3 separate regions of the Homo sapiens genome follow, and regions 1 and 2 are each linked to region 3. A link is an interaction called in ENCODE POLR2A ChIA-PET data of the cell type or tissue named here. Cell type or tissue: MCF 10A. All regions are shown on one strand. Each heading gives the region's core, and the rest is flanking DNA. Links, peaks and the distances in the headings are about the cores only. Region 1 overlaps DDX3X (DEAD-box helicase 3 X-linked). Region 2 has its middle 56 kb from the start of NYX. Region 3 has its middle 25 kb from the start of CASK-AS1.

Evidence for each region. Peaks named below come from ENCODE experiments on the same cell type or tissue, not always from the same donor. Only the 100,000 strongest peaks of a DNase experiment are listed, where the experiment ranks them.
Region 1: POLR2A ChIA-PET joins it to region 3 with 5 read pairs; 5 of 35 experiments call an interaction of 5 or more read pairs at or near these places.
Region 2: POLR2A ChIA-PET joins it to region 3 with 6 read pairs; 2 of 35 experiments call an interaction of 5 or more read pairs at or near these places.

The regions. Positions count from the first base shown.
Region 1 is chrX:41,336,065-41,341,219 of GRCh38, reverse strand. DDX3X (DEAD-box helicase 3 X-linked) reads right to left here. Exons shown (of 17, transcript NM_001356.5): 2 at 3,755-3,812; 3 at 2,137-2,184. Among named protein-coding and RNA genes, the nearest start is that of DDX3X, 4.5 kb to the right of the region's middle. In MCF 10A, for the core only: no CTCF peak of the experiment used is centred there; no DNase peak of the experiment used is centred there.
Region 2 is chrX:41,386,597-41,397,009 of GRCh38, reverse strand. No RefSeq gene overlaps it. Among named protein-coding and RNA genes, the nearest start is that of NYX, 56 kb to the left of the region's middle. In MCF 10A, for the core only: no CTCF peak of the experiment used is centred there; a DNase peak (open chromatin) is centred at 5,169.
Region 3 is chrX:41,487,557-41,497,969 of GRCh38, reverse strand. No RefSeq gene overlaps it. Among named protein-coding and RNA genes, the nearest start is that of CASK-AS1, 25 kb to the left of the region's middle. In MCF 10A, for the core only: no CTCF peak of the experiment used is centred there; a DNase peak (open chromatin) is centred at 6,129.

The DNA.
Region 1 (5,155 bases), core at 156-5,155, 150 kb after region 3:
TGAGGTCAGGAGTTCGAGACTAGCCTGACCAACATGGAGAAACCCCGTCTCTACTACATATACAATATTAGCCAGGCGTGGTGGCCCACGTCTGTAATCCCAGCTACTCAGGAGGCTGAGGCAGGAGAATCACTTGAACCCGGGAGGCTGAGGTTGCAGTGAGCCAAGATTGCGCCACTGCACTCCAGCACGGGAAACAAGAGTGAAACACCCTTGTCTCAAAAAAAAAAAAATTACTTTACACTAAATCAAGCAATCTGACAGTCTAAGAATGTTTCTCAATGAATACTACCTCTAAGTGGTCAACAGCTTTGCCTGTAACGCATTATGACGTTGTGTGACCATAACAATTTAATTTCCATTCATTTTATAGGTGTGAATGAGTTTACTAGGAAAAACAGTTACCATTGTTTCCATGTTTCTTGGAGGTGGTATTCATTTAGAACATTCATAGACTGTCAGATTACTTGGTTTAATACAGTATTTTTCAGTTTCAATAGTATAAAGTACAAGAACACTAATGTCAAATTGTAGTATTATTTTAGTGGTTCATCTACTATAAGCTTGATGACAATCAGGAATACCTGGGAAAAAGAAAAACCCTCATCACTATATATTCTCAGTATAGACAAGGTTCCTGGGTACAGCTATAAATATCCAGGTAAGGGGATGACAAACATGTAAATTAACCCAAAGACAGGTAGAGGGTTTAAAGACAGGTAGAGGGTTTAACTAGCTTCAGCAACACCTTATTAAACAGAAACAGCTTCTCAATTCAGTTACTTTCCTTCTGCCTTCTACCTCCTACCGTTAGGCCAGTCAGGTGACCAACAGCCTTTGCTAGCAAGAAAGAGTTAAGTTAGATTGCCAGATCTCTACCAGCTCTAAAACCTCTATGATACTGCCATATACACGAGGGTCAATTCTAGCTAGTATACTAGGAATATTGAGAACATCCATGATGATAAAGACAAATTCCAAAGTAACCTCCCCTAAAAAGAATATAATGCCAGCCAGGCATGGTGGCTCACGCCTGTAATCCCAGCACTTTGGGAGGCTGAGGCGGGTGGATCACTTGAGGTCAGGAGTTCGAGACCAGCCTAGGCAACAAGGCAAAACCCCGTCTCTACTAAATATACAAAAATTAGCCGGGCATGGTGGCACATGCCTGTGATCCCAGCTACTTGGGAGGCTGAGGCAGGAGAATCACTTGAACCCAGGAGGCGGAGGTTGCAGTGAGCCCGCGCTACTGCACTCCAGCCTCCGCAGCAGAGCAAGGCTCCGTCTCAAAAAAAAAAAAAAAAAAAAAAAGCCAAAGTGATCTTCTGGTAGAAATAATACAGATTTTATATCCATGCATTGCCAGGACAGTGAAGGTAATACAGACTACATATGGAGATGGAGGAACAGCAGCAAACCATGTGCTCCCCTGTGGACTCTCCACTCTTCCTATCTGCCTTCTTTATACAGTATCTTCCCTCCTAATCTTTGGTTTTCCTGACTTTCCCTTTTCCTCCAAATTTTGGATGGTCTATTTTACAGAATATAAAGCACCCGAACAGCTGTCTCATAATATGAAACATATACTAGCTGTCATCTATCACTACGTTACAATTACAATGGGAAAAGACACCAGATATTGTAATACATTTTGGACAAAACCTTTCAAAAGCAGCAAGGCAAGGAGATGAAACCAGAGAATCACTTCCAACGCTGTAACTTGTTAACTGTTCTACAATAAGCCCATCTTCATTTCTAGCAACTTTGCCAAGACAGAAATAACCAGGTTGTTATCATTATACAGCTTGGTTTACACAGTAGGGCACCCACCTCTTCCAAACTAAAACCATGCTGTGAATGATTACAAACAGATTCAGCACAACACTAGTGAAACTGTACAAAACCATGCCCTTGGCGTCAGAACAGTTTGACATAGGAATGCCGAATTTCCCACTGCGTAACATTAGATGAGTTCTTCCAAAATTATTAAGCTCTAGTATTTGAACCAAGGCTGACAGAAGCATAGAAAAACAACACCATGTTTAGACCTCCCCCAAATGCCTGGTTTTCCTTAGGCTTTACTAACTTCTAAAGGAGGCAAAAAATAGACCTACGAAGTTACTTGTGAGGACCTACCTTTAGTAGCTTCTCGGTTCCTTAAATGAGGAGGAATATAGCGCCCTTCTAAAAAAATATATATATATATAAAATTAATTAAATGCCAAAAAACCTTCCCATTTAAATTTCTGTTACTAAAAAATGGTTCTGGGAAATTAAAATCTCCAGCCTTCCAATCTGATTACTTACCTGGACACTGAGAGGGGGGAAAAATAAGAATCTAATTTTAAATGGGTTACTGCTTCATAAGGAGAACTCTGAAAGGAGTTTGATAAAAAAAAGCTGATTTGGAACCTAATAGTTGAAATCCACAAATTGAGCACATTTAGCCACCAGTGGTCATTTAATGTGATTTTTTTAAAGGCCTGCTAGATTTAAGAGAACTGTCATCAAAACTGTCAACAAAAGCATTAAGTATTACTGTAACAATTTAAGATTACTCATGTAACATATCTCACAATCTTTTGTTTCTATGCCAGTAAGTTGCAAAACATACAATAAATAAACAAGGAAAAGCTGCAAAGGGGAGTTAATTTCAAGGAATTGCAGGTTTTAATTTGGGGCTTGCTGAGTTTAAGGAAAGTTGACAGTTGCTCTGTATGCGAGCAGGAGTACAGCCTAGAATATGGATAAGCAAAAAAAACAACATAAAGCCAAATAAATTTGCTTTATAACTAGTAAACGTGTCATTTTTCTTTTTCACTTCTAGACTGAATTAAATATTTTTAAAAATCTCTACTAGGACAATCAGTTCCTAAAAGATTCTTAGCATGACAAATAAGGTGAAAGTTAAAGCAAACACCAAGTTTTGTTCCCAGTGAAGCTGTTCTTGCCTAAAAATGAGGACACATCATAGCCCATACTCACTTTTGTTTTAATAAGTAGGAAGAGATCTGAGCTAAAAATAAGGGTCTATTGCCCTTATAATAAACCACCAAGATCCCCTATCTTAACACTAACCTCTAACAAGTCTCTAAATAACCCCCCTTAGAAGAAAAAAAGCAACTTTTCTAATGCCTTTTTAAAAGAAATGACACATTTGAAAACCTAACCTAACCACCAATCCAAAATTCAGTATAGTCTTCTGTTCTTCAGGAGAAAGGAGTAGCTATAACCAATGAAATGCATATTCCCTTAATTCAATTTAATAAATATAGTCAGTTAACAGGGACACATTCCCATCACCTCTAAACTGGGCTCAGGATTTATAATGGACAAAAACTCTTCTAGAGATAATTTGATATAATAAGGTTCTTTCCAATGATTAGCTGCTTTTACTCAAGAGAGCCAGCTAGTCATTGATGTTTTATTATCAGAAAGGCACAGCTATTCGGGAGGCTGAGGCAGGAGAATCGCTTGAACCCGGAGGCAGAGACTGCGGTGAGCCGAGATCACACCATTGCACTCCAACCTGGGCAACAAGAGCAAAGCTCCATCTCAACCAAAAAAAAAAAAAAAAGGCAACGATGCTTTAGATTGATCACTAAGTACTACATAATTCTATAACACAAAGACTACATAATTCTTTAAGCAGTAAAAAATTGAAAGGCAAATTTCTTAAATTTTACATAAGCCCAATGAAATCTTAAGATGTTAAGCTCTAATATTCAATAAACCCACAAGATGTTGTACTTACTGCTGGCTGTACTTCCTCCACTCTGATTATCTGAAGAGTTCAGGTCTAGGCCAGCAAACTAGAAGAGAGTGAGATGGTTAGCACCCCATGTGCTCAAATACTACATTAAGAGAAAACTAGTCCTGCCCTCTAGCATTTGCTAGTACTGCATTCAAGTAGTTGCCCAGTCCACCTCACAGGGCTAATACCAACCCTTAATGAGAATGTGACTAAGAATGTTTTCAAGTCTGCAATGCTCTAAGCAAATGCAATATTACTATTGTATATACTACAGAAGGCGGCACACCAAGATGCTTGTGCTGTTCAGTAGAAACTGTCCAAATTTAATTCATGCATTCAAAATAAATTTTCACTAACATGTTCCATAGCACAGGCTCCCTAATCACCAAACTAAAGCTTACACTGAATCTCAAAATTATTCCTCAATGTCAAATAGATAAAGGATTCGTTTTAGTGCCGGTTATGAAAGTTTCCAATGCCAACTTTCCGTAATACTTGATATTTTAAACCTAAAATGCACACCTGAAAAATGTCAGGACAAATTTCGAAGTGGCCGTTCTTTTAGTTAGATACTTCATCCCTAAATATTGCCCAAGTATTTTTAGTCGGGTAGTACTCTTAAGAACAACAAAAAAATAGCAATATACCTACCACTTACAGAACACTATGTTAAGCACAACTCTTAAGTAGTTTGACTGTTTCGTTTGTTTTTATTTTTATTTTTTTTGAGACAGAGTCTCCCTCTGTCATCCAGGCTGGAATTCAGTCATGTGATCTCGGCTCACTGCAACCTCCACCTCCCCGAGTAGCTGGGATTACAGGGGTGCGCCACCACGCTAGGCTACTTTTTGTACTTTTAGTAGAGATGGGGTTTCGCCATGTTGCCCAGGCTGGTCTCCTGACCTCAGGTCAGGTGAACCACCTGCCTTGGCCTCCCAAAGCACTGGGATTACAAGCATGAGCCCGGCCTGAAGTAGTTACCTGTTTTTACCCCATTTTAACATAAGTTCAAAGATGACTTTGAATAAATGGCACAACTGGCGTTCAATGCTCTTAAAGAGTAGGACATCTTAGTGCCTTTCATCTCTATTTCTACCTATCCCCTTACACTGGTAGCTCAAAAGCCTCTTCATTCTAGAAAAGGGTTATGTGCTACCTTCATAACGTTTTATAACCAGGAACTACTCACAAGTAGTTGGGAGAAAAAACTATACATGCAAAGTGTTTCATTTTTCTCAAAAAAGCCACAAAAGACCAAGTCACACAGTACCGCTGCCAACCTGTTTGCAAAAGATGCACTACATACCATGTTTATAAATCTTGTGTTTAAAGCTCAGTATGATACGGCCAAACCGCATGCATCATCAATGGAGTCACTGAAAACTGGAAGCAGATGCTATA
Region 2 (10,413 bases), core at 2,467-7,466, 100 kb after region 3:
GGAGGTTGCAGTGAGCAGAGATCGCGCCACTGCACTCCAGTCCTGGGTGACAGAGCAAGACTCCGTCTCAAAAATAATAAATAAATAAATAAATAGCTATCAATAGTAGGATAGCCAAATACATGATGGTGCGGCCCTCATAATGAGGCCACTCCAGAGATATCGAAACAGAAAGTTCTCCAGGAATTACTTACAGGTAAAACTGTAAGGTTTAGGATAGTGTATAGAATGCTATTTAGATGGGGCAAAAAAGTAAAACGTCATTAGATATGTTGGTGAATGCACAGGAGGTGTCTGGAAGATAAACAAAAAACTGGTCCTGACAGCTGCCTTTGGGGAGGGACCCAGGAAGGAGAGGTACTGTTTCCAGGTTATCTGTTCTCATCTGAGAACAGAGAAGATGTATGTATTACCTGTTCAGAACAATACACACACAAAAAACAAGAGTAGTTCTGCCCCTGTGGGTTCTTGAAGAGAATGTAGTTTCTTTTTTTTTTTTTTTTTCTTTTGAGACGGAGTCTCGCTCTGTTGCCCAGGCTGGAGTGCAGTGACACCATCTCAGCTCACTGCAACCTCCGCCTCCCGGGTTCAAGTGTGCCTGCCTCAGCCTCCCAAGTAACTGGGATTACAGGAGCACACCACCACGTCAGGCTAATTTTTGTATTTTTAGTAGAGATGGGGTTTCGCCATGTTGACCAGGGTGGTCTCAAACTCCTGACCTCGGGTGATCTGCCCACCTCATCCTCGCAAAGAGCTGTGATTAGAGGCGTGAGCCACTGGGCCTGGCTGAGAATGTAGTTTCTTTAAAGGAAGGAAGGAGGCCAGGCATGGTGGCTCACACCTGTCATCCCAGCACTTCAGGAGGCCAAGGTGAGAGGATCATTTGAGTTCAGGAGTTCAAGACCAGCCTGGGCAACATAGCAAGACCCTGTCTCTACAAAAAATAAAATAATTGACCAGGTGTGGTGGTGTATGCCTGTAGTCCCAGCTACTCAGGAGGCTGAGGTAGGAAGATGGCTTGAACCCAGGAAGCAAAGGATGCAGTGAGCCGAGATCATGCTACTGCACTCCAGCCTGGTCAACAGAGCAATACCCTGTCTCAGAAAATAATAGTAACAAAGGAAGGATGGAAGGAAAGAGCGGGAAAGAAGGGAGGGAGAGAGAAAGGAGGAGAGAGGAAGGGAGCAAGATGGAAAAGGGTAGAGCAAGATTTACTGCCATTTCCCCTCTGTTCAGCTGAATCTTTCTCTTCTACTTGGTATCAACACTATGGCTCATTTCCAGGCAAATGTCCACTTGCAGACAGGCACAGAGACACCCCCTGTGAGAACGACTCCCTGCCGGGTTCTGGTGCTGCCTGTACACCCACCTGGCACACACTAGGTGCCCCATCGATATTTACTGCTGCAAGTTAGGGTGGAAATGTGTTTTGTTGTTGTTGTTGTTGTTGTTTTAATGTTTGTTGAAAGATTTCTAAACTTTCGTTTAAAAGTTGGCATTTCCAGGCCAGGCATGGTGGCTCACGCCTGTAATCCTAGCGCTTTGGGAGGCTAAGGTGGGCAGATCACTTGAGGCCAGGAGTTCGTGACAAGCCTGGCCAACGCGGTGAAACCCGGTCTCTACTAAAAATACAGACATTAGCCGGTCATGGTGGCACACGCCTGTAATCCCAGCTACTCGGGAGGCTGAGGCAGGAGAATCGCTTGAACCCAGGAGGCGGAGGTTGCAGTGAGCCGAGATCACGCCACTGCACTCCAGCCTGGGTGACAGAGTGAGACTCCGTATCAGAAATAAATAAATAAATATAAGTTGGCATTTCCAGCCTGCACAACATGGCAAAAACCCGTCTCTGCAAAAAATACAAAAATTAGCCAGGCATGGTGGCACACACCTATAGTCCCAGCTACTTGAGGATGAGGTGGGAGGATTACTTGGGCCCAGGGAGGCAGAGGCTGCAGTGAGCCGAGATCACACCACTGCATTGCAGCCTAGGCAACAGAGCAAGACTCCGTCTCAAAAAAAAAAAAAAAAAAGAATGGAATCTGGGGCTGGGCGCAGTGGCTCATGCCTGTAATCCCACCACTTTGGGAGGCCGAGGTGGGTGGATCACTTGAGGCCAGGAGTTGGAGACAAGCCTGGCCAACATGGCAACCCTCTCATCTCTACTAAGAATACAAAAATTGACCAGGTATGGTAGCACGTATCTGTAGTCCCAGCTACTCAGGAAGCTGAGGTGAAAGGATCACTTGAACCAGAGAGGCAGAGGTTGTAGTGAGCCAGGATTGTGCCACTGCACTCCAGCCTGGGTGACAGAGTGACGTTCCATCTCAAAAATATATGTATATATATAAACTTAAAAAAAACAGAATATGGCATGGACTCCAGACCTAGCTGCACGAAAGATCTGGCCCTGCCCACCCTGACAATGGTTGGGATTATATTAATACCCTGCAGTCCAGCCCTTCGGAACTGTGCCGTTCTACAGCATTTCTCACACCGGCGTGCCCTTCCCCTTTGTAGGTCCCTCCCCCTGGAACCTAATCCCTCCTCCTTCTTCTGTGCCTGACCAACTCAGGCTTCATATCTGACTTGGTTCAAGGCTTTCTGTTTGGTAAAAGGTTTTTTGTTTGGTAAAACATGATCCAGCCGGTCTGGGTTGGAGGCCATTCCCCTGTGCTCCCAGAGCCCCCATTCACATCTCGATTGTCTTAGTTTGCATTCCCCCAAAAGCAAACGCTGACACAAGGACTTGGGTGCAGGTGGTTTATTTGGGACATGACCCCAGGTGTCAGATGTGAGAGAGCAGGGGAGGTGAGACAGGGCAGGGAGAAAACCAATGGTGTGTTTATGAGCTGGTTACCCCTGTGGGCAACTGGTTCACAATCCCCTGCTGGGGATAGCTGGGGAGACTGAGTGGAGCACACTTCAAAATTATCCCTGGCGTGGTAGCTCACACCTGTAATCCCAGCACTTTGGGAGGCCAAGGCGGTCGGATCTCCTGAGGCCGGGAGTTCGAGAACAGCCTGACTAAGATGGAGAAACCCCATCTCTACTAAAAATACAAAATTGGCTGGGTGCAGTGGCTCACGCCTGTAATCCCAGCACTTTGGGAGGCTGAGGCGGGCAGATCACCTGAGGTCAGGAGTTGGAGACCATCCTGGCCAACGTGGTGAAACTCCGTCTCTACTAAAAATACAAAAAATTAGCCGGGCATGGTGGCACACACCTGTAATCCCAGCTACTCGGGAGGCTGAAGCAAGAGAATCTCTTGAACCCGGGAGGCGGAGGTTGCAGTGAGCCAAGATGGTGCCACTGCACTCCAGCCTGAGCAACAGAGTGAGACTCCATCTCAAAAAAAAAAAAATTATCCATGCATAGTGGCGAGCACCTGTAGTCCTAGATGCTCTGGACTCTAATTCCTCATTTTTCCTTCCCCTCTAGCTCCTGTCAACCACCATTCTACTTTCTGTTGTCTCAATGTGTGTGATTCTTCCAGGAACCTCAGATAAGTGGACTCATACAATGTGTGCCCTTTTGTGTCTGGCTTCTTTCACTTAGTAAAACATCTTCAGGGTTCATCCATGTTGTAGCATGTGTCAGAATTTCCTTCCAGGCCAGGCGCGGTGGCGCACACCTGTAATCCCAGCACGTTGGAAGGCTGAACTGGAAGGATCACTTAAGGTCAGGAGTTCGAGACTAGCCTGGCCAACAATGGTAAAACCCTGTCTCCACTAAAAATACAAAACTTAGTCGGGCGTGGTGGCACACATCTGTAATCCCAGCTACTCGGGAGGCTGAGGCAGGAGAATCCTCTGGTGGCCCCATAGTCCCTGGGCCCACCTGAGCTTACCTGTAGCTGTGGCAGGCAGGTGACCACCTCATATCCTACCTCAAGCACCTGCCTCTCTCAGCTTCTCTTGAGAGCCACTGGAGGGGTAACCTTGAATTGTAGGTGGGGAGGGAGTTAGCAATCAGAGATGGGAGTTGATGAAGAAAAGTCCCAGCTTCCCTGTCCTCCAATGGGACTGTTTTTTTTTTTTTTTTTTTTTTTTTTTTAATAGACAGGGTCTTGCTCTGTCACCATCACCCAGGCTGGAGTGCAATGGTGCAATCATAGCTCATTATAGCCTTGAACTCCTGGGCTCAAGTGATCCTCCAGCCTCAGCCTCTCAAGTAGCTGGGAGTACAGGTGTGTGCCACCATGCCTGGCTAATTTTTATTTTATCTTATTTTTTGTAGGAGATAAATTTTGTAGGAAGGAAATTCTTTTTTTTTTTTTTTTTTGAGACAGTCTTGCTCTGTTGCCCCAGCTGGAGTGCAGTGGCACTATCTCGGCTCACTGCAACCTCCGCCTCCCGGGTTCAAGTGACTCTCCTGCCTCAGCCTCCCGAGTAGCAGGGATTACAGGCGCACCTGGCTAATTTTTTGTATTTTTAGTAGAAACGAGGTTTCACCATGTTAGCCAGGCTGATCTCGAACTCCTGACCCAGGTGATCCGCCCACCTTGGCCTGCCCAAGTGTTGGGATTACAGGCGTGAACCACTGCGCAAGGCCTAGACTATATTTTCATCTCTGTATCCCATTTCAAGCAATACAGTGGTACACACTGACTGCTCAGAAGCAATTTACTGAATGAATGAATGGATGGATGAATAAATGAATGAATGAATGAACAAACTTGGAGTTTCTGTTACTGAGTACTGACAGAGCAGGTAGATTTTGTCGGTACTAGGATCCAATTACGGCGGCTTGGATGCCAGAATGAGTTGTCAACTTTAACAATTTGTGGGGAACTTTCACACACAGAAATTGACAGAAAACACGGGAGTTTCAAATCATAAAAGTCTCGAAACAACTTGGTAAATGAGACGGTTCCATATCCACCTCGGGTCACAAGGATGAATGTAGCACCGAGAGCCATAGGAAGTGACTTCCCCAGCATCCTCTTCTCAACAAGGGGCTAGCTCAATCCATCCCCAAACTTCCTTGTGTGTCCAAATAGAGGAGCTGTTTCTTTTGAGTTTCCTTTTTAAGCCTAAATGCTATTGAAAGTAACAAACAGGGCAAAACTAAGATTACCCCAGACAGGAAGAACAAGTAGAAACAAGTCGTGTGGAAATCAGGTGTTGTGTGCACAGCGACGGCTATCCTCGCCTAATTGCCCAACACACCCTCCTGGCCCAGTTCATAAATCTGGACAGGGCAGGCCTGGCCATGCAAGTGACTTGCCCACTGCCTTTGGGCCGGTGGGTGTGCCCGTCTGAGCACTCCCACGGCCTCTGCCACGCTGGCACCTGGATCGGGCCACTCCACCCAGGTTGCCATGGAAGTGGAAGGAGACTGAGTTGCTCCCATGCCCTCTGGCCTGGAGTCAGGACCTGAGCTCCCTGCTACCAGGGAGAGCTCCCCTGGGCTACTGAAGCCCCCAGCTCACCTGCTCTACCTACAGCAGGTGTGGCTTTAGCAGGGACCCTGCCAGTAAGGCCCTGGGTGGCTCCCAGAATGGGGACCTGCTTGCCTGTCAGCCTGGGATCCAACAGGACTGCTCCAGGGCCTGCAGAAAAGAGTATGTTTAAGTGCTGGGGGATTCTGCTTACCCACGCAGAAATGTAAGGAGAGCAAGGTGCTCAGCAGCATAGGAGGAACACAGCCCTTTCCACGTGGATTAGCCTCGTGCTTAGGGAACATCCTTGAAGCTCTTGCCCCCCGGAGCTGCTTTGGAACAGTACTTTTGTTACAGGACAGGGGTCCCGATCCAGACCCCAAGAGAGGGTTTTTGGATCTTGTGCAAGAAAGAATTCAGGGCGCCAGGCATGGTGGCTCATGCCTGTAATCCCAGCACTTTGAGAGGCCGAGGTGGGCGGATCACGAGGTCAGGAGTTTGAGACCAGCCTGACCAACATGGTGAAACCCTGTCTCTACTAAAAATACAAAAATTAGCCGGGTGTGGTGGTGCGGCTGTAATCCCAGCTACTCGGGAGGCTGAGGCAGGAGAATCACTTGAACCCAGAAGACGGAGGTTTCAGTGAGCCAAGATCGCGCCACTGCACTCCAGCCTGGGCAACGGAGCGAGACCCTGTCTCAAAAAAAAAAAAAAAAAGAATTCAGGGCGAGTCCATAGACTAAAGTGAAAGCAAGTTTATTAGGAAAGTAAAAGAATAAAAGAATGGCTACTCCACAGACAGAGCAGCCCTGAGGGCTGCTGGTTGCCCATTTATATGGTTATTTCTTGATGATATGCTAAACGAGGTGTATTATTCATGTCTCCCCTTTGTAGATCATATAGGGTAACTTCCTGATGTTGCCATGGCATTTGTAAATTGTCATGGTGCTGGTGGGAGTATAGCAGTGAGGAGGACCAGAGGTCTCTCTCATCGCCATCTTGGTTTTGGTGGGTTTTAGTTGGCTTCTTTGCTGCAACCTGTTGCAACCTGTTTTATCAGCAGGGTCTTTGTGACCTGTATCTTTTCTTTTCTTTTTTCTTTTTTTTTTTTTTTGAGATGGAGTCTCGTTCTGTTGCCAGGCTGGAGTGCAGTGGCGTGACCTTGGCTCACTGCAATCTCTGCCTCCCAGGTTCAAGCGCTTCTCCTTCCCCAGCCCCCCGAGTAGCTTGGGCTGCAGGCCTGCACCACCATGCCCAGCTAATTTTTTTGTATTTTAGTAGAGACAGGGTTTCACCATGTTGGCCAGGATGGTCTCGATCTCCTGACCTTGTGATCTGCCCGCCTCGACCTCCCAAAGTGCTGGGATTACAGGTGTGAGCCACCGTGCCGGGCCATGATCTGTATCTTGTGCTGATCTTCTATCTCATCCTGTGACTTAGAATGCCTTACCTTCTGGGAATGCAGCCCAGTAGGTCTCAGCTTCATTTTACCCAGCTCCTATTCAAGATGGAGTTGCTCTGGTTCACATGCCTCTGACACTTCCCCAGTTTTCCTGCTGCACTTCAGGTCTCTGCAGCACCTCCTTGTCTTTCATCCTCTCCTCGGCTGCGGATGCTCCCAGGCTTCTATCCGATTCTTCCCTAATTACACCCTCCCCACCCTGCTCATCAGTGAACTCACCAAGCTTGGCTTCAAAGATCATTCCTTGAGAGCTCCAACTGTAATTCAACCTTGCACCACTCTCTCTCTATTTCCCAGGGCAGAGCTTTCTAGGGGCTCAGTAGACGTTTTTGCCTCAATATCTACCTGTAGCCTGACTCCCTCTTTGCTGAAATCCAGCCAGAACAGAACTTTCTGTCCAGGCCACGCAGTACCACAGGGCAACTCTGGACAGCAGCACCCCCGCCCTCCTCTCTCTGTCCTGCACCTCCAAGATGTTCCATGTGGCCCCCAGGTTGGGGGGTGGGGGGGGGTGGCAGTGTGGGACACAATCTCCTCTCAGGGTCCCAGATTTGAATCTAGCCAGAGACCTTGGCTTCTGGTTTCTCTTTCAATTTACCCAACTTTCTACCCTTTCTCTGGCCATATGCCCAGAAGAGTGACCTTGGGACCCACTGCCACACCTCTCCTGGTCCTGCCTCCATGTTTCTGCCTACAAGTCCTGGGAACCGGAAGGGACGACTTTTGGGCTTTCAGTTTCTGCAGGTCATATCCTCCTACTAAAAGGCAACAAGTCTCACGGCTTGACTGAGGTTGGCATAGGGGTATCTTCTTTCTCTCATGGAAGAGACATTGTGATCTGAGATCTTTAGGATTTATATTTAATTTGCTCAAGAACTTTGGAAAAACCTTCCCTGCTCCCAAGCAGATGGCTACAGGCTGCCCAGGGAAAAGGTCGTCTGTATGGAAATACAAGAGAGGAAAGCACATTTGCATTCTTCTTAGTGTTTCTGCTGTTCCACATGGATTTTCTCGGTTACTGTCAGGACAACCTAGGAGGTAGTCACTACTGTTCTTTAATTTTTACAACTGGGAAGATTAAAGCACAGAAAGATCACATAGCCCATGCCTGTAGTGCCAGCTACTCAGGAGGCTGAGGTGGGAGGATGGCTTGAGCCCCGGAGGTGGAGATAGCAGTGACCCGAAATTGCGCCACTGCACTCCAGCCTGGGTAATAGAGCAAGATCTAGTCACAAAAAATAAAATAAAAAATAAAATAAAATAAAGGAAAAGAAAAGAAAAAGAAAAAAGAAATTGAAGATAACATCTTGATATATGTCCCTGAGTTGTTTTTCGGAACCTCGGGCCCCCATCACAAGGATCAGCTGGCATGTAAACCTCAGATAACGGGGAACTGAAGGTTGAACTCTGACCTCTGCTCTAAATTTCTTTTTGAGGGGCCCAGAGGAGGTCATGTCCACAAGCAAGAGTGAACATTCCTTTCTGTTGATCTCAAAGTTTTAGACAAAGCTTCACCTCCTTAACTAATCGTTAATCAGAAAATCTCTGAATCCTGGCTGGGCCCGGTGGCTCACGCCTATAATCCTAGCACTTTGGGAGGCCGAGGCGGGCAGATCACTTGAGGTCAGGAGTTCGAGACCAGCCTGGCCAACATGGTGAAACCTCCGTCTCTACTAAAAATACAAAAATTAGACAGGCATGATGGCGCGGACCTGTAATCCCAGCTGCTCGGGAGGTTGAGGCACGAGAATCACTTGAACCCGGGAGGCGGAGGTTGCAGTGAGCCGAGAACGTGCCACTGCACTCTAGCCTGGGCAACAGACGGAGACTCTGTATCAAAAAAAAAAAAAAAAAAAAAAAAAAGAAAATCTCTGAATCCACCTACGACCTGTGCCCCCACCCCCACAATCCCGGGACTTGAGGATGTCCTGCCTTGATTTATGACTTTGCCTGTAACCTCTACCTCTTTGCCTTTAAAAACCCTTACCTGTAAGTCATCATGGAGTTCCAGTCTCAAGCATTAGCTGGCCAATTCTCCTGGCTTGGTGTCCTGCAATAAATGTCTCACTTTCGCTGCTATCCCGATGTCAGTGTTTGGCTTTGCTGCTCCAGGCAAGTGGGCCCTAGTTTGGTTCACTAATGTGACCATGTAATCTGGTGCCAGTTTCCTCTTTAGACTGTAAATTGGATCTTCTCTCTCCAGTTCCCTGTCAAGGCTTTGGCCTAGACCCTCATCATTTCATTTCTGGATTCCTGCCCCAGTTTCTCAATCAGCCTTTTATTGCTAGTCATTGCTTCTGAGACATTTTTCCATAAATGCCAGGCTATTCCTTCTCAAACTCTACTTTCTTCATGTCGTCGCAATGGCCTTTGGCTCCATATCCCCTGCCGCAATGCTCCTGGATTTTTGTTTTTTATTTTTTATTTATCTTTTTAGTTTTTTGAGACGGAGTCTAGCTCTGTCTCCCAGGCTGGAGTGCAATGGCACCGTCTCGGCTCACTGCAACCTCCACCTCCCGGGTTCAAGTGATTCTCCTGCCTCAGCCTCCCAAGTAGCTGGGATTATAGGTGTGAGCCACTGTGCCCGGCCTATTCTGGACATTTTATATAAATGGAATCATACAATATATAATATGTGACCTTTGTATCCATAAACTTAACTAACAGGTCTTCAAGTTTCGCCAGTGTTATGGCATGTATCAATACTTCATTCCTTTTCACTGATGAATCATATTCTACTGTTTGGATATACCACATTTTGTTTATCCATTTGTCACTTGATGGTGTCAACCTAAAAGGAAGAAGCTGGGGCAAAATGAATATACGTAGAGAGTTTATTTGGGCCAAGCTTTAAAATTGTTATCTGAGAGCACAGATTCAGGTTGCCCTGAACATAACATTCTGCCTAGCAGCAGTTACAAGTGGATTTTTTTTTTTTTTTTGGAGACCAAGTTTTGCTCTGTTGCCCAGGCTGGAGTGCAGTGGCGTGATCTCAGCTCACTGCAACCTCCACCTCCCTCCCAGGTTCAAGAGATTCTCCTGACTCAGCCTCCTGAGTAGCTGCGATTACAGGCACACGCCACCATGCCCAGCTAACTTTTGTTTGTTTGTTTGTTTTTAACTTTTGTATTTTGAGTAGAGACGGGGTTTTGCCATGTTTGGCCAGGTTAGTCTGGAAGTCCTGGCCTCAAGTGATCCACCTGCCTAGGCTTCCCAAACTGCTGGGATTACATGCGTGAGCCACCGTGCCAGGCCTACAAGTGGATTTTTAAAGTAAAAATTTGTCTTTATATCACAAATCCCAGGTACATGAAGATAATAGGTGAGCCAGCTAGTCAGGAACAAAGTGACTTTAAACAATTGTCCCCAGGCATGCGGTGGGGGCTGGGGAGATGATGACTGAAGTCCCTATTCATGTCTCTCTGGGCCTGCTCTGAGCTATTTTTCTTTTCTCAGTAGACAATTGGGTTGTTTCCAATTTGGGGCTATTATGAATAATGCTGCTGTGAACACTCGTGTAGGAGTTTTATGCGTACATACGTCTCATTTCTCTTGGGTAGATACCTAG
Region 3 (10,413 bases), core at 3,119-8,118:
AGTTTCTAATGGTTTAGCACCATTCCCCGAGTGCTGTCTGGTGATAGAGTTCCCCCTAGACCTGGTGGTTTGAAAGTGTGTAGCACTTCTCCCTTCACTCTCTCTCTCCTGCTGCCATGTGAAGACGTGCTTATTTCCCCTTTGCCTTCGGCCATGATTGTGAATTTCCTGAGGCCTCCTGCACAGCCTGCAGAACTGCGAGTCAATTAAACCTCTTTTCTTTAAATTTTTTTTTAAAGGCAGGGCCTCATGACCTAATCACATCTTAAAGGCCCCACCTCCTAATACCACTACACTGGCAATTAAATTTCAACATGAGTCTTGGAGGCGACATTCAAACTGTAGCATTATGCTCTTTTGATGTTCCCATCATCACCATTGTCAATTTATTCTTCAATTGCTACTTGGTATCACTACCAGAGGCTCATTTGTCAAGAGCTTTGCAATGCAGTTCAGCATCATTTTCACTGACATTATAAAATCTGCATCTTTTTGCAATGTTTGTAATTTCCATTTGTAATCAAGTGCATAGTACTGTTTAGCACAGTTTAATTAGGTATCACAACATCAGACAATCATCAAGAGACTGATGACAAAGACATGGAAGCAAAGGCCAGGCAGGGCTTCTCAGACAGAGGAGAGTTTAAATGGGGACTAATTTTGCAAATGATCAGTTTATTAGTATATAGTTACAGGTTGTGATAATGTTTGCTTTCTGGAACAAAACTCACAAATAGCAGGAACCCGGATACTGTCTACTTGGAAAATAAAGATATTTATGTTATTCTTTTAATTTTTTCATCTTTTCTTTATTCCAAAGCAGTTATTTTTTCCCTTTATCTTATCCCAGAACAAATTCTGGGGGGATTATTTGCACAGTTGCTCTGAATAATCTCTGAATGCCTGTATCTTTCTGTCCCTCTCTCAAGATTGAGAGACCCAGACAGGAGTATCCATTTGGGGCTGCCTTGATCACACCCCCACCTGCCAGAGAGGGAGAGGAAAGAATATTTGCCTCTCTTCATCATTTAAAGTGGAAAGTAGGGCTCCACCTCCCCACCTACCTTGAAATATACCCCCAAATAGGAATCATGTTCAGATGCTTGACCCCCAACATTGAGAGAAAGAGTTGGGGAAGAATATTCTTTGTTCTCGTTGCAAAATGACATTCAACAGCTCAAAACCAAACTCATTATTTCCCTCTTGCTTCTACCCAAACCTGCTTCTCCTCTGTCTTCTTCCACTTCAGAGTGAATGGCCCCCAAATCTACCCATCATTCAAGACACAAATTGAAATGTGTTCTAGGCTGGGTGTGGTGGCTCACGACTGTAATCCCAGCACTTTGGGAGGCCAAGGTGGGTGGATCACCTGAGGTCAGGAGTTCGAGACCAGCCTGGCCAACATGGTGAAACCTCGTCTCTACTAAAAACAAAAATAAAAATAAAAATAAATTAGCTGGGCGTTGTGGCAGGTGCCTGTAATCCCAGCTACTCAGGAGGCTGAGGCAGGGAAAATTGCTTGAACTCAGGAGGCAGAGGTTGCAGCAAGCCAAGACCAGCCACTGCACTCTAGCCTGGACGACAGAGCAAGACTCCGACTCAAACAAACAAACAAACAAACAAACAAATGTGTTCTAGATGTTTCCCATTTCCTCCCTCACTTCCCACATCCAAAGCATGGCCAAGTCAAGTCACTTTCGCCTTCTAAACATCTCTCCAATGTGTCCCCTCATCTCTGCCTCCAGTCCTAGATTTTCCAACCTCCCCACTTTGGAAGCCTTCATCCTTTCTTATGGAGGCCGTGGAAATGGCATCCTAACTGATTTCTCATCTCCTCACTCACCAAAATAATATTTCTAAATCACAACTCTTACTCCATTTCTTCTTTGCTTAAAAACTTCCAAGTGGATAAAGAAAGCATGGCATGTATACACAATGGAATACTATTCGGCAATAAAAAGAATGAAATCATGTCTTTTGCAGCAACATGGATGGAATTGGAGGTCATTATCTTAAGTGAAAACAAGCCAGGCACAAAAAGACAAATATTACACCTTCTCACTCATGAGTGGGTGCTAGAAAAGGTGTAGACATGGATGTAGAGAGTGGAATGATAGACAATGGAAATTCAGAAGGGTGAGGGGAGGGCGAGAGGGATGAATGATGAGAAATTATTTAATGGGTACAAAGTATATTTTGTGGGTGTTGGATACCCTAAAAGCCCTGACTTGACCACTATGCAATCTATGTGGGTAATGAAATTGCACATGTACCCCATACATTTATACACATTTTAAAAAATATATTAAAAAGGTTCCAAGAGCCATCAACTGATGGCAAATGAATAAACACAATGCGGTGCATCCACACAATGGAATATGATTGAGCCATAAAAAAGAATGCAGTGCTGGGCCCGGCACGGTGGCTCATGCCGGTAATCCCAGCACTTTGGGAGGCCGTGGCAGGCGGATCACCTAAGGTCAGTAGTTCGAGACCAGCTTGGCCAAAATGGTGAAACCGTGTCTCTACTAAAAATACAAAAATTAGCTGGGCGTGGTGGCGGGTGCCTGTAATCCCAGCTACTCAGGAGGCTGAGGCAGGAGCATCACTTGAACCCAGGAGGCAGAGGTTGCAGTAAGCCAAGATCGTGCCACTGCACTCCAGCCTGGGCAACAAGAGCAAAACTCCGTCTCAAAAAAAAAAAAAAAAAAAAAAAAAGAATGCAGTGCTGACACACACTACAACATGGATAGACGTTGCAAACATTATGCTCAGTGAAAGAAGCCAGACACAAAAGGATGCATATGTCAATTCCACTCATATGAACTAACCAGAACAGGCAAATATATAGAGACAGACAGTAGATTAGTGGTTTCCAGTTCTGGGACAGAATTTGGGGGGAAATGGGGAATGACTGCTAATGGGTATGGGGTTTTGATCGGGGTTGATAAAAATGTTCTAAAATTGGTTGTGATGATAGTTGTACAACTCTATGAGTAGGCCCGGGCACAGTGGCTCACACCTGTAATCCCAGCACTTTGGGAGGCCGAGGTAGGAGGATCTCTTGAGCCCAGGAGTTCAAGACCAGGCTGGGCAACATAGTGAGACCCTGCCTCTACAAAAACAAAAACAAAAACAAAAAAAAACCTAAAAATTAACTGGGCATGGTGGTGCACACCTGTCGTCCCAGCTACATGGGAGGCTGAGATGGGAGGATCACTTAGGCCTAGATGATCAAGGCTGCAATGAGCAGAGTTTGTGCCACTGCACTCTAGTCTGGGCAACAGAGCAAGACCTTGTCTCAAACAAACAAAAATACCACCACCAACAAAAAACACTGAATAGTTTAAGTGGAGGAATTATATGGTATATAATTCATGTCTCAATAAAGCAGACAAGGCTGGGCACGGTGGCTCACACTTGTAATCCCAACACTTTGGGAGGCCGAGGCGGTCAGATCACCTGAGGTCAGGAGTTCAAGACCACCCTGGCCAACATGGTGAAACCTTGTCTCTACTAAAAAACAAACAATTAGCTGGGTGTGGTGGTGCATGCCTGGAATCCCAGCTACTCAGGAGGCTGAGGCAGGAGAATCGCTTGAACCTGGGAGGCGGAGGTTGCAGTGAGCCGAGATCGTGCCATTGCACTCCAGCCTGGGCAACAAGAGCAAAATTCCGTCTCAGAAAAAAAAATAAAAATAAAAATAAAGCAGACAAGAAAAAACAGGAAGAAAAGAAGGAAAGACCAAAAGAAAGAAAGCTAGCTAGCTTCCGAAAGCCCTCTAATGCCAGCAGGAAAAAGTGTTAACTGTTTAAGAGACTAGGCCCTGGTGTCCAACAGACTTAGTTCAAGTCCCAGCCCTACTGAGTCCTTGTTATGCAATCTTCATCAATATGCCTAACCTCTCTGAGTCTCAATGCACTCATCTGTAAAATGGGAATAATAATAATACCTCCCTCATAGTGTCACTATGAAATTTCAACCAGACAGTATCTATAAAGTATTTAGCACAGTGCCAGGGTCATAGTGAGTGCGGGAGACATGTTTCCAATCTTCTTCTGCCTCCACTCCAGCTTCATTTCCCATCATCTCCCACCACGCACCCATGGCCCCAGCCATCTTGCCATTGGCTGCCCTGGGTCAGATTCTTCCAAGCTTCTCTGGCTTTGCTCACGCTGTCCCCTCAGCTGGGAATGCCCTTCCTCCTTGTCCAGCCAGGGACCCTGCTCACCTCAGACCACAGTTCAAGCAACGTTTCCTCTGTGAAGTCTTCTCTGATGCCTCTTCGCACAGGCCCATCCCACCTTCACTGCCCTGCGCTACATCTCCATATTAAGCCCTTGTGTCTTTTTTTTTTTTTTTTTTATGAGACAGGGTCTCCCTCTGTCGCCAGGCTAGAGTGCAGTGGTGCAATCACCAATCACGGCTCACTGCAACCTCCACCTGCCAGGCTCAAGTGATCCTCCCACCTCAGCCTCCCAAGTAGCTGAAACCACAGGCGTGCACCACTACACCTGGCTAATTTTTGTATTTTTTTGTAGAGACAAGGTCTCCCTATGTTGTCCAGGCTGGTCTCGAACTCCTGGGCTCAAGTGATCCACCCATCTCAGCCTCCCAAAGTGCTGGGATTACAAGCATGAGCCATCATGCCCGGGCTAAGTAGTTTTGTTCAAGGTCATTTGATTTGTCATATGTGGATGCTTGATATAGATGTTGAACCACCAGGTTCTAGAGAGAAGGAATCCCAACTCCCATCCCCTGTATGTTTTCAGAAACTGCTCGATGTCTCCCATATGGGACTGCAGGTGGCCATAGGAATGGAAGAAGTAGTGGCTGTGAGAGCAGTTTTCCCTTCGGGGACCTGGGGAGTGTTCAAGCGCCAGGCTGAAAGCAGGCAGGTAACGCCAGGCAAACAGGAGGAATCCCTCAGAGCAGGGAGATGAGAACCCTAAGGGCAGCAAGGACATGTGCTTGCCCTTACCTTCAGTCATGCCAAGATGGGGCAAACCTCCCAAGGGCCTGGGACAGGGCTAAGGGTGAGTTCTCCCAAGGGTGGGGGTTCCTACTTTCAGGCCAGTTGCAACCCAGAGTTGGCTTGATATGAAAGGCACAGTGTGCATGTTTTTGTCGCCATGATCAAAGTCTGTTGGTGGCCGGGCATAGTGACTCACGCCTGTAATCCCAGCACTTTGGGAGGCCAAGGCAGGTGGATCGTCTGAGGCCAGGAGTTCGAGACCAACCTGGCCAACATGGTGAAACCTCGTCTCTACCAAAACTACAGAAATTAGCCAGGCGTGGTGGCGCATGCCTGTAGTCCCAGCTACTCAGGAGGCTGAGGCATAAGGCAGAGGTTGTAGTGAACTGAGATTGTGCCACTGCACTCCAGGCTTGATGACAGAGTGAGACTGTCTCAAAAAAATAAATAAATAAATAAATAAATAAATAAATAAGAAAAAAATCTACTCTCTTAGCAATTTTCAAGTATACAATACATTGTTATTTTGTTTTTGTTTTTGTTTCTCCAGACAGAGTCTCCTTCTTGTTGCCCAGGCTGGAGTACAATGGCACAATCTCAGCTCACCGCAACCTCTGCCTCCCGGGTTCAAGCGATTCTCCTGCCTCAGCCTCCACAGTAGCTGGGATTACAGGCATGCGCCACCATGCAGGGCTAATTTTTTTGTATTTTTAGTAGAGACGGGGTTTCTCCATGTTTGTCAGGCTGGTCTTGAACTCCTGACCTTAGGTGATCCACCCGCCTCGGCCTCCCAAAGTGCTGGGAATACAGGTGTGAGCCACCGCGACCGGCAGTCACCATTTTAGTAATAGATCTCTTGAGGTACAAAATTTGTACCCTTGGACCAACATCTCCCCAACCCCTCCTGCCCAGCCCCTGGTAACCACCACTCCACTCCACTCTTCCAGTTTGTCTCTTTTAGATTCCACATGTAAGTGAGATCATGCAGTGTTTGTCCTTCTATGACTAGTTAATTTCACTTGCATAATGTTCTCCACGATCATCCATGTTGTCACACTCCTGCACTTTATTACGAAAAAGGAATAAACTTCTACCTCGTTTAAGCCACTGGTATTTCAGGGTTTATGTTACTCACAGCTGAGCCCAATCCTACTTGAGACTCAAGCGGTGACTCACATTTCCTTGGCTGGCGTGAAGTGCTTCCCAGCTATTTCTGCTTTTCATTCTTCACAATAGCTCTTTGAGGTAAAAGGAATGTTCCTAATGAGGAAAAGGAAGCTTCAGCACTCCGAGGAGAGGTGAGACAAATGATGCTGGTTTTATCTTTCCAGAAGGCTGTTCCTGCAGCTGCCGCCTAAATCACAAGGAGTAAGCCCTGTGATGTCAGCTATGTGCCAGAGAAACCAGAAAGCACACGCCATTCCTTGTCAGCCATCACCTGAAATTACTAAAGTGCTGTATTGGGTTCGTTCATCTAGAGACCAGCTCCTAATCACAGGATGCTGTTTTACAAGGTCAAAAACATGCCAGGCAAACCCGCAATGCCACCGCTCAGCTTGAGGGAGAAAAGTTTTACATCCCTGGGAGGAGCTTCTGACGATATGATTCACAATGTTCTGTCTTGCTGATGAATGTATTTAATTTTTTTATGTTTTAATTTTTATTTTTTGTGGGTACATAGTAGGTGTATACTTGATGCATGTATTTTAAAACTAGAGAAGAACAAAACTAAAACAATAAAGAAAAAATAAAACTAGAGAAATAAAAAAATCTACAAAAAAAGTTTAAAGAAAAAACTAAAAAAAATAGAGAAAGCAAAAAAAAAATACATAAATGAAAATTACTAGTGGTGAGCAGGGGAAAGCCAAAAAAAATGATAGCAGAGTTTGTTTCTTTTTTTCTTTCTTTCTTTCTTTTTTTTTCTTTTTGAGACGAAGTCTTGCTCTTGTCACCCAGCCTGGAGTGCAATGGCACGATCTCGGCTCTCTGCAACCTCCACCTCCCAGGTTCAAGCAATTCTTTTGCCTCAGCCTCCCGAGTAGCTGGGATTACAGGTGCCAGCCACCATGCCCGGTTAATTTTTGTATTTTTAATAGAGACAGGGTTTCATCGTGTTGGCCAGGCTGGTCTGGAACTCCTGACCTCAGGAGATCCACCTACCTCGGCCTCACAAAGTGCTGGGATTACAGGCGTGAGCCACTGCGCCCAGCCCAGAGTTTGTTTAACCAGTCACCCATTGAAGGATATCTGAGCTGGTTTCAGTTTTTAGCTATTATGAATAAAGCTGCTGTGAACATTCATGTACAGGCTTTTCTGTAAACATAAGTTCTTGTTTCTCTGGGATGAATGGCCAGGAGTGCAATTGCTAGATCATAGGGCAGTTGGATGTTTAATTTTGTAAGAAACTGAAAACCTTTTTCCAGAATGACTATACCCTTGTACATTCCCACCAGCCATCTATGAGTGATCCAGTTTGTCCCTATCTTTGCCAGCATTTGGTGTTGTCATGATTTTTTATTTTTGTGTAGTGTTACCTCACTATGGTTTGAATTTGCATTTTTCTGATGGCTAGTGATGCTGAACCTCTTTTCGTGTGCTTAATTACCATCTGTGTATCCTTTTCGGTGAAATATCTGTTGTAATTTTTGCCCATTTTCTAATTGCATTGTTGGCTTTTTTACCAAAAAGTTTTGAGATTCCTCTGTGGGATATGCGGTTTGCAAATATTTTCTTCCAGGCCATACCTTGTCTTTTCATCCTACTTACATGGGCTTTTGCAGAACAACATTTTTTAATTTTGATGAGATAGAATTTGTCAATTTTCCCTCAATGCTAAGAACTATTTGTCTAGCCCTAGGGCCTACAGATTTTCTATTTTTACTTAAGGTTTTATAATTTGTATTTTACATTTAATTTCTTTTTTTTTTTTTTTGAAATGGAGTCTCGCGCTGTCGCCCAGGCTGGAGTGCAGTGGCGCAATCTCGGCTCACTGCAAGCTCTGCCTCCCAGGTTCACGCCATTCTCCTGCCTCAGCCTCCCGAGTAGCTGGGACTACAGGTGCCCGCCACCATACCCGGCTAATTTTTTTGTATTTTTTAGTAGATACAGGGTTTCTCCGTGTTAGCCAGGATGGTCTTGATCTCCTGACCTCGTAATCCGCCTGCCTCAGCCTCCCAAAGTGCTGGGATTACAGGTGCGAGCCACTGCGCCCAGCCCTACATTTAATTTCATGATTCATTTTGAGATAATTCTTATCTAAGGTGTGAATTTAGGTTGAAGGTTCATTTTTTTGCCTATGGATGTTCAATTGCTCCAGCACCATTTGCTGAAAAGGCTCTCATTTCTCCATTGATTTACATTTTTTTTTTTTTTGAGATGGAGTCTTGCTCTGTCACCCAGGCTGGAGTGCAGTGGCACCATCTCAGCTCACTGCAACCTCCAGCTCCCAGGTTCAAGCGATTCTCCTGCCTCAGCCTCCTGAGTAGCTGGGACCACAGGCACACGCCACCATGCCTGGCTAATTTTTGTATTTTTAGTAGAGACAGGATTTCACCATATTGGCCAGGCTGGTCTCAAACTGAACTACTCAAGTCATCCGCCAGCCTCAGCCTCTCAAAGTGCTGGGATTACAGGTGTGAGCCACTGCACCCAGCCTCCATTGATTTACTTTTGCACCTTTGTCAAAAGTCAGCTGGGCATATTTGTGTGGCTCTATTTGTAGATTCTCTACTCTGTTCTGTTGTTCTGTTGTCTATCCCTCTACCAGTACCACAGAGCCTTGATTATGTAGCTAGATGATGTCTTAAAATCCGGTTTTTGCACTTTTGTCAAAAATTGGCTGAGCATATTTGCATTGATCTATGTCTGGGTTTTCTTAAGTTATTTTTTGAGACAGGATCTCACTGAATTGCCCAGCCTGGAGTGCACTGGCACAATAATAGCTTGCTGCAGCCTCAATCTCCCAGGCTCAAGAGATCCTCCCAACTCAGCCTCCCAAATAGCTGGGACTACAGGCACATGCCACTATGCCCAGCTAATTTATTTTTATTTTTACTTTTAGTAGAGACGAGGTCTCACTATGTTGCCCAGACTGGTCTTGAACTCCTAAGCTCAAGCAATCCTCCCGCCTCTGCCTCCCAAAGTGCTGGGATTACAGGTGTAAAGCACTGCACCTGGACATATGTCTGGGTTTTCTATTCTGTTCATTGATCTATGTTTCTATGTTCCTATCTCTCTGACCATACCACAGTCATGATTACTGTAGTTATATAGTTAGACTTAGTATCATGTAGAGTGATTCCTCTCACTTTATTCTTCTCCATGATGATTGCTTTAGCTATTCTAGGGACTGTGTCTTTCCATATACATTTCAGATATACATTTTAGAATGAGCTTGTCTATGTCTACAAATAACCTTGCTGAGACTGTGATAGGAATTGCATTACTCCTCTAGAACCATTTGGAGAGAACTGACATCTTTACTATGTTGATTCTTCCAGTCCCTGAGCACAGTATGTCTCTTTGTTTATTTAGGTCTTCTTTGATTTCTTTTTTTTTTCCCCTGAGACGGAGTCTTTCTCTGTCGCCCAGGCTGGAGTGCAGTGGTGCCATCTCGGCTCATTGCAATCTCTGCCTCACAGATTCAAGCAATTCTCCTGCCTCAGCCTCCCAAGTAGCTGGGATTACAGGCGCCTGCCACCACACCCAGCTAATTTTTGTATTTTTAGTAGAGACGGGATTTCACCATGTTGGCCAGGTTGGTCTTGAACTCCTGACCTCGTGATCTGCCTGCCTCGGCCTCCCAAAGTGCTGGGATTACAAGCATGAGCCACAGCACCTGGCCTTCTTTAATTTCTTTCATCAGCATTTTGAACAGATCCTGTACATGTTTTGTTAAATGCATACCTAGGTATTTCATTTTCCTTGGAGTGACTGTAAATAATGTTGTGTTTTGAATTTCAGTTTCCATGTGTTCACTGTGTGAACCCCCAAAATCAGACAGGTCTTAGTTAATTTAGAAAGTTTATTTTGCCAAGGTTGAGGACATGCACCCATGACACAGCCTCAGAAGGTCCTGACAACAGGTGCCCAAGTGGTTATACATTTTAGGGAGACATGAGACATCAATCAACATCTGTAAGATGAACGTTGGTTCGGTCTGGAAAGGCGGGACAACTCGAAGGAAGAAGGGGCCTTCCAGGTCATAGGTAGACAAAAGACAAATGATTGCATTCTTTTGAGTTTCTGATTAGCCTCTCCAAAGGAGGCAATCAGATATGCATTTATCTCAGTGAGCAGAGGGGTGACTTTGAATAGAATGGAAGGCAGGTTTGCCCTAAACAGTTCCCAGCTTGACTTTTCCTTTTAGCTTCGTGATTTTGGGGGCCCAAGATAGTTTCCTTTCACAACTGTTAATGTATAGAAATGCAGTTAATTTT